Regions from separate parts of the Homo sapiens genome. Here region 1 is linked to region 2. A link is a contact called in ENCODE Hi-C or POLR2A ChIA-PET data. All regions are on one chromosome and are shown on one strand. The core of a region is the stretch at or near the end of the contact, and the rest is flanking DNA. Distances in the headings are between cores, read along the strand shown. Region 1 holds the start of LPIN3 (lipin 3). Region 2 overlaps ZHX3 (zinc fingers and homeoboxes 3).

Region 1 (3,894 bases), core at 127-2,626, 65 kb after region 2:
TTATTTAATTCATCCTGTAAATCCTCACAATAGAATCCTGCAAGGTAGCTTTTATCACCACCTTTGCCGATGAAATTGAGGCTCAAAGAGGTAAATTGATTTCGGCATCTGTAGCCCCAACCTGTGACCTCTCCTTCCTTCCTTCTCGGGCTCCCTTCAGGGATTTCCTGATGTTACAGAAAATGGTATGTATGACGCTGCCCTCCTGGCCACCTTGACATAGCTCTGCTCCCAACAGGGCTCTTCTGAGATAGCAGCCAGACACTACCTGGGATCAGGACTGATACTAAATGACTTCTGCCAAAATGAGGACAACTGAGGCCAGTCACTTCCAAACAGGTTCTGTCACCCTGAGTCAGAATAATGGCAGCTACCTCTCCTCCTCACCGCCCAGTCGTTTCTAAGCCTGGCTCGTCGCCGTTGCTGCTCCGCCAAGCCTTTCCTCGGTGCCCTCTCTCTTTTAGAACAAATTACTTCATCTCCAGGCCCTTCTCAGGGCAGCTTCTTTGCAGGGGCCATAGGGCGTCGGAAAGGTCTTTGGTCCAGGAAAGCCGCGAGCCACAGATCCAAGAGGAAAAAGCCGTTCCCGGCCCGGGCCTTGCCCAAGGCACGAGAGTAAATGCACCTTCCGCGTGCCTCGGCGCACCTGGGCTCACCTGTCCCCTCCCGCAGTGCCTGCAGACAGGGAGGGAGCGCGGCTGGGCCAGAAGGCTGATCACCGCCTGCCCCCTGCTGGCCAGTGTCAGTATTGAGCCCGCTGCCGCTCGACCAGAACGTCCCAGGGATGGAATGAAGGTGCGGGCATTTATGGAGCGCCTGCTGTTTGTCAGGCGAGGTACTGATAAGCGCTGGAGTGTAAGGATGTACGTGACCTGCTCTCAGAGTTCAAATTTAAATGAAGAGATATACATTAATCAAGTAGTCATTCAAGCAAATATGAAATTACAACTGTGGGCTATGCGAACAGATGACGCGAGGGGCCTGTCCAGTCTGGGAGATACGGGTGGGTTCAGGAAAAGCTGCCCCCAGGAGGGGACGTTTGAGCGCCAGGAGCCGCGCAAAGTCATTTCATGTCATCTCTAAAATCCTGCAAGGCGGCTTTCCCCCTTGACAAAACAGGAAATGGGATCAAATTGAGGAAGGAATTCACCCAAGATCACACAGCAAGCTGGAAGCAAATCTGGGAGGAGCTAGGTCCGCCCCGTTCCGAAATCCACACTTTTCTGGAGGTGGGGCAGGCGGTGGCACAGGGACTTGGGGCGGGGTCTGGTGGGCGGGGCATGAAGTCTGGCCCCGCCCCCGCCTCCGAGGCCAAAGGGCGCCCTGGGCGGGGATCGGAGCAGGGGCGGGGTCTTTCCAGGGAGTGGAGCCTGGGCAGATTGGGGCCTGTGGAGGCCGCACTAGGATCGTAGAAGGAGTGGAGCCGTGCTCTCACCCTGTCTTAGAGGACCCGGAAGCGCCAAGTGACTGAGGGCCGAAGACACTCACCTGTGGAGCCTGTGCACGTAGGTAGAGGCGGCGGCTCTGAGTCCAGGAGCTCCAGTGGGCAGCTCCCCAGGTAGGGCCCAACTCGGGGGGAGAAGAGATGACCCTCTCCCCTCCCGCCCTGCCCATCTGTCCTGCCATCCTACATTCCTTCCTTCCTGTCCGCGGGCCTGGGTCCACCCCTAGCTGTAAGATGGGGACGCAGGGGTGGAGGGACTGGCCTCATTTTGTCCCTTTTTCCCTGGCCCAGCGGCTGCAGGCCCCCTGGACACCCAGAACGTAGAGTCTGGAGAGGAGACGTCGAAACCTCCCAGGGGAGGCTGGCCCAGCTTTACCCCAGCCTGACTGTGTGACCTTGAGGAGGACAGCCACTTTCTCTGGTACCCAGTGTCCTCAGTTGCAAAACAGTGACTGGCCCTTGCCCTGCTTGCCCTGAGACTGGGCAGATCAGATGCTGTAGCTGCTGGGGGCTGGGGTGGCGCTTTCTCTCTACTGGGGCACTAGGAGTGCTTACTCTCCTGCTCCCTCTGGTCCTCGGTGGAGAGCCACACCCTTCATCCACCCAAACCTGGGAGCCCCGAGGGCTGAGAGCCTAGTCCTAGGGCAGCTTGCTCTGGCTTCCCTGTGCTAGAGTTGTAGTCTAGCCTGGAAGGCCTGTGAACATCCCCAAGGTGGGGTGTGAGGCCTACGTGGAGTGCACATGCTCGTTTTGCAAATAGTGGTGCCACCATTGTGCATGGCCTTGAGTGCCAAGTTAAGAAGTCCAAACTCCGCTGGGCGCGGTGGCTCACGCCTGTAATCCCAGCACTTTGGAGACTGAGGCGGGTGGATCATGAGGTCAGGAGATCGAGACCATCCTAACACGGTGAAACCCCGTCTCCACTAAAAATACAAAAAATTAGCCGGGTGTGGTGGCACACGCCTGTAGTCCCAGCTACTCGGGAGGCTGAGGCAGGAGAATTGCTTGAACCCAGCAGGCGGAGCTTGCAGTGAGCCAAAATCATGCCACCGCACTCCAGTCTGGGTGACAGGGCAAGACTCCATCTCAAAAAAATAAATAAATAAAAGAAGTCCAAACTCTCAACTGCTGGCAGGGGCAGTTCATCAGAGTATGACCTGCAGTGCCCACAGGACCAGCCTGCATGAGTGGGGCTGTCATGATGCTGCTGCTGATAGGTGTACATACAGGTTTTTATTGCATTCCAGGGCTTTACACAAAGTCATTAGTTACTCACACGTGCCTGATGTTATTCCCATTTTGGAGGCTGAGACTGAGGGTCAGAGAGATGAAGTCACTTGCCCATGGTCACAGCTAGCAAATGGCGGAGTGGGGATCAGCACCCAGATAATCTGGTGCCTTTTCTCCTAATGTCCTGTGGCCACCCGTGATCTGGGCATCTGGTTATAAAGTCTTAACCTAGGACAGCTGGAGAAAGGAGGGGCTGGATGAGCAGGAAATTGGGGGAGAAGATTCAGAGGGCTAGGGAGGGAGAGAGGGGTAGTGACTAGTCCTAAGGGGTATTCGGCTTCCTGGGAAGGTGTGAGGAGTGAAGTGGCTGATTTTAGACATGTTAGTTTGTGGGTGGAGGGTGATAGAGGGGAGCCAAGCAGAGCTCTCCTCTGTCTGGAAAAGAACAAGGAGGTAGAGCTGGGTCCTGGGAAAAGGGGGTGCCTAAGGGATAGGTGAAGACAGAGGCGGGCTCACAGAAGGCCCCCAAAATGCTGAGCAGGCAGATGTGGGGGGGCTCACTGGAAGCCCCCAAAATGCTGAGCAGGCAGATGTGGGGGGCTCACAGAAGGCCCCCAAAATGCCGAGCAGGCAGATGTGGGGGACATCCATTGGTGAAGTGGGGGGAACAGAGAGAGGAGAGAATTCTGGACTCCCGTGACATTAGATCTGAGGGAGATGGGTCTAAAAAACTGAGGCCTTGGTTCACAGAAGGGGAAACTGAGGCCAGCCAGTTACTTGCCTGAGAATACTCCAGGGCTGGATCCGAGTAGGACCCCGGGTGCCATCTCTGCTATTCGGCCCTTTCTACTAGATCGTGGTTCTCAGCTGGGGGCAATTTTGTCCCCCAGGAGACATTTAAAAATGTCTGAAGACAATTTGGCTGTCACAACCTGGAGCTGCGGGGGATGAAGTGCTACTGGCATCTAATGGGCAGAGACCAGGGATGCTGCTGAATATCCTACAGTGCACCCACCCACCCCCCAGCAAAGAATTATCTGGCCCCAAAGGACAGTAATGCTGAAGCTGAGAAACTGCACTAGGGCTTAATAGGGCAGAAAGCTCAGGCTTGGGCCTCCAGCTGGATGGACCTTTGCCCCAACCCCGGCTCTGCCCCTCCCCATGCTTGCTCCTTAATTCCTGGAAGCCTCTGGAGTCCTCTCTGCTTTTCCTGGGCACAG
Region 2 (3,591 bases), core at 305-2,804:
GTGATACACTAACTTCTTTAGCTGTCTGTATCGCTATGGTAATTTACTAATATCCTGGAGTATGTCACAAATATGAAGTTTATACTTGCCATTGGTAATCCAAAATTCATACTCCAGAGAATGAAGGTAAATTATGTAACGTCTGTTTTGTTTGCTTTGGGCTATGGAAAAGGTCAGAACTTAAGGATTTTCATTTTCCTGATTTATAATTAAGTTTCATTATCTTCAGTTCCCAGTAGAGGAACAGAGATGCACGAAGCTTATTTGTTCACTGATAAGAGTTAAGTTGTTTAACAGACTTCGCAGAACAGTATCAGGAACTCTTTTTCATGTAGTTCAAATCCCCCCAAATTGATTATGTCACATTAGCTACTTCGCCAAAGATTTTGCTCACAGAAGCTTGAGAGTCAGAGCTTAAAGTATCAACTGTAGTTGGACAGGGTGTCGGTTGGAGAGGAAGGGTTTTACAAGTCTTTAAAAATTTTTGGCTAAAGTCTGTGAGAGAACAATCACTTGATATTATAAAGGTAACTTGAGCTGGATACAATCTGTTTTTTGCTCACACATCAAAATTAGAACTGAAGATAACACAATAACCCAGGAAAAATCACTGTGGAGTTTTCTAAGACTCGCAATTGCAAGGAAAGTATATATTCCCCTAAAATAAATACTGGTTCATTTGAAACCAGTAGATTATGAGTCTGAGTGAGGGGCAGTGATTGCCTCAGTAGTGATGTTTGGTGTCAACTTTTCAAAGTTTCAGTTTGCACCTCCTGTCAATGTATAAGCTACATGAAACTCATAGTCCAAGGTGATCCAGCAACATCAGAAAGGATCTTAAGAATCAAACTGGGCCAGGTGCGGTGGCTTAATGCCTGTAATCCCAGCACTTTGGGAGGCCAAGGCAGGTGGATCAACTGGGGTCAGAAGTTTGAGACCAGCCTGGCTAGCATGGTGAAACCCTGTCTCTACTAAAAATACAAAAATTAGCTGGGCGTGGAGGCGGGCACCTGTTAATTCCAGCTACTTGGGAGGCTGAGGCAGGAGAATCACTTGAACCCAGGAGGCGGAGGTTGCAGTGAGCTCAGATTGTGCCATTGCACTCCAGCCTGGGTGACAAGAGTGAAACTCCGTCTCAAAAAAAAAGAAAAGAAATAATCAAACTGTTTATAAATACCTTCAGTCAGAAAATACCATCTGTTGAAATAAACCAGCACCAAATCGCAGGAAAAAGAAATCCAATTCCATATATTTTGCGATCTATAATGAAACTAAAAGCAATAAAAATATCATCTGGCAGGTGCTCAGGGTCAGTGCTTTGGCAGAGCATGTTAGCTAACGTAAAATTTGAATTTCTGAGTCAATGTTTATTTTTTGTTTTCACCAGGAAGTTTAAGTTGAAGAGGGCAAGGGAAAAAAAAATAGGCCCAGGCAAGAAATGGGGCCCAGAAGGTAACCAGGTAAAAACCTGATGCAGTGACGCAAAAGATAGACAACAGTCCAGTGATGACGAGAACTGGGTTAGGATAGACATAGGGTGGACTCCTGCTGGCTGAGTCTGATGCCAAGCAATCAGCACAGTGAGCAAGGCTGGTCAGCATAACATCCGTAGGAGACTCACTCTCATGGCATGAGTTTTGCCACAAATTCTTCCAGAACTGGAAAGCCCTTCTAACATGGCAGATGGAGAGGACTTCCTATTCTTTGGTCTTACCACTGCCTGATGAGGGTCCTATCTTTAGGGCTCACACAATTTCCCATCTTCTAAAAGTGTCTTCAACACGCTAACTGAATGACTGTACTTCTCCCTCTCCATTTCTTCAGCTCTAGTTGCACTCAGTTAACCTGAACTCTGTGTGAAGATTCAGAGGACAGAAGAAATACAAAAAATAAAAATAAATTTATAAAAACACTAAACAAACAAAGATTCAGAGGATGGGTTGGATACAGAGGCAGTGTCCGAAGAAACAGGATAAAGGCCACATTCTCTTTGGTTGGTGGTGGCATAGAGGAAAATGAACTCTACAAGGAATGAGATAGGAGAGGAGATGCTGTGCCCTGTCTGTCACAGAAAGAGGCATCCTGGGCCCCTCAAACCCAGAGCTGAGAATTCCTGTTCTTAGGGAGTATGCTCAATACCTGAATGTATGATAGCCACTTGAGTCTGTGGGATTTTTTTTGTTTTCCAGTTATCAAGTATGTCCCCCAACCCCACCCTTAAAAGTCTGTTTTTCTTTTTCTTTTTTTTAAATGTAGCTCATGTTGGAAAAGCAGTCAGGGAAGTACTTTAAGAGTATATCCTAGTACTCCTTAGCCTGAAGCCTCTGTAAAAGGGAGCCCAGATAAGGCACTTTGGGAAATTTGCTGCAAGGCTGCTGGGGAGAGGAAGCGCCCTGCCTCACTCTCAGTATAGTCAAGGCTCAGCGTTTTGAATAACCTCTCGGTCTCAAAACAACTGCTGTGATTTGATCCAATGTGGTAGTAGCTCTCTGGGTCTCTAATTGGGTTCCCCGAGCTCTCTCAATGCTTAGCTCTTTTTTTCTTTCTGTAAAGGGAGTTTTCAGTTAATTTGCAGGCCTGCCGTTCTGTGCCCAAGAGCTGAACTCTTGAGGCGTCCGCCTGGGACTTGGCGGGCTCACTTTAGTTTTGTTTTCTGTTCTCTTTGTGGTGGTCTTAGTTATAAGCGCCTGGAAACATGCCCTTAACTGCAGGGCAAGTGCTTGCTTCACAAGCCCTGCTAGACAGGAAAAAGGAGGAAGAAAGCACACTGGGGTTTATGACATAGCTACAAACTATCCTCAATTTTTAAATAGCCAAAACCTGGACACATCCTACATACCTGTCAGCATAAGAATAGATTTTAAAAATTGTGATATTCACACAATAGAATACTACTCAGCAAGAAAAAGGAGTATGTTTCTAACACACATCATGGATAAATCTCAAAAGCATGGTGAGCAAGATAAGTTAGATATAAAATAAAATGTGGAGTTCTAGAAAAGACAAAATTTCTGGTGGTAAAAATCACAATAGAAATTACCTTTGAATGGTGAAGACAGACAAGACAGCATGAGGAAGGAACTTTTCTAGAGTGGCAAAAATGTTCTGTATACTGATTGGGAGTGGTGTTTACATGAGTATAAACATTTGACAAAAAGTTTACCAGGCAAGGTGGGGTGTACTTGTAGTCCCAGTTGCTTGGGAGGCTGAAGCAGGACGACTGCTAGAGCCCAGGAGTTCAAGGTCAGCCTGGACAACATAGCAAGACCCTATCTCTTACAAAAGAAACAAACTTATTCAACTATATACTTTTTTAAAATGACACAAACATTTTTGTAACATTTTTTAATGGCACGAAGTCAGTTTTCCATCATGTTGCATCTACGTGGCTAATATTTTGAGAAAAAGGTATATTTTTAAAGTATTTGATACACTCAAATATACCTCTTTAAACAAACATAAATCTCTTCAAAGTAGTATATAAATTTATATTGAGTTCAATTAATTCTTAAGACTGAATTACACAGAGAATTCTCTCAAATTTCTCTTGCCCTACCCTCCATGTTAATTTTTTTTTTCTTTTTTTTTGAG

Evidence for each region. A loop is a pair of places that touch in the nucleus more often than their neighbours do. ChIA-PET counts read pairs that join two places held with the same protein, here RNA polymerase II (POLR2A). Pooled maps may share reads with other maps.
Region 1: a pooled map shows a loop between it and region 2 (2.0-fold over the local background). The contact joins the promoter of LPIN3 here to the enhancer-like site in region 2. A Hi-C loop is called at or near these places in 1 of 168 maps with a recorded cell type or tissue (heart right ventricle), 1 of 37 single-sample maps with no recorded cell type and 1 of 50 pooled maps. POLR2A ChIA-PET finds 5 or more read pairs at or near these places in 3 of 52 experiments (PC-3, activated CD4-positive, alpha-beta T cell and activated CD8-positive, alpha-beta memory T cell).

What each region holds. Positions count from the first base shown.
Region 1 is chr20:41,339,445-41,343,338 of GRCh38, forward strand. It overlaps LPIN3 (lipin 3), which reads left to right and starts at 1,377. Exons shown (of 20, transcript NM_022896.3): 1 at 1,377-1,558. RefSeq lists an enhancer at 989-1,038 and a silencer at 1,199-1,358.
Region 2 is chr20:41,274,022-41,277,612 of GRCh38, forward strand. The region is part of intron 1 of ZHX3 (zinc fingers and homeoboxes 3); the gene reads right to left. Among named protein-coding and RNA genes, the nearest start is that of ZHX3, 42 kb to the right of the region's middle. Within about 2 kb of position 1,555, at least 4 of the 41 ENCODE cell types and tissues checked have a DNase peak (open chromatin) inside an H3K27ac peak, as active enhancers do; they include PC-3, where a contact is called at or near this core.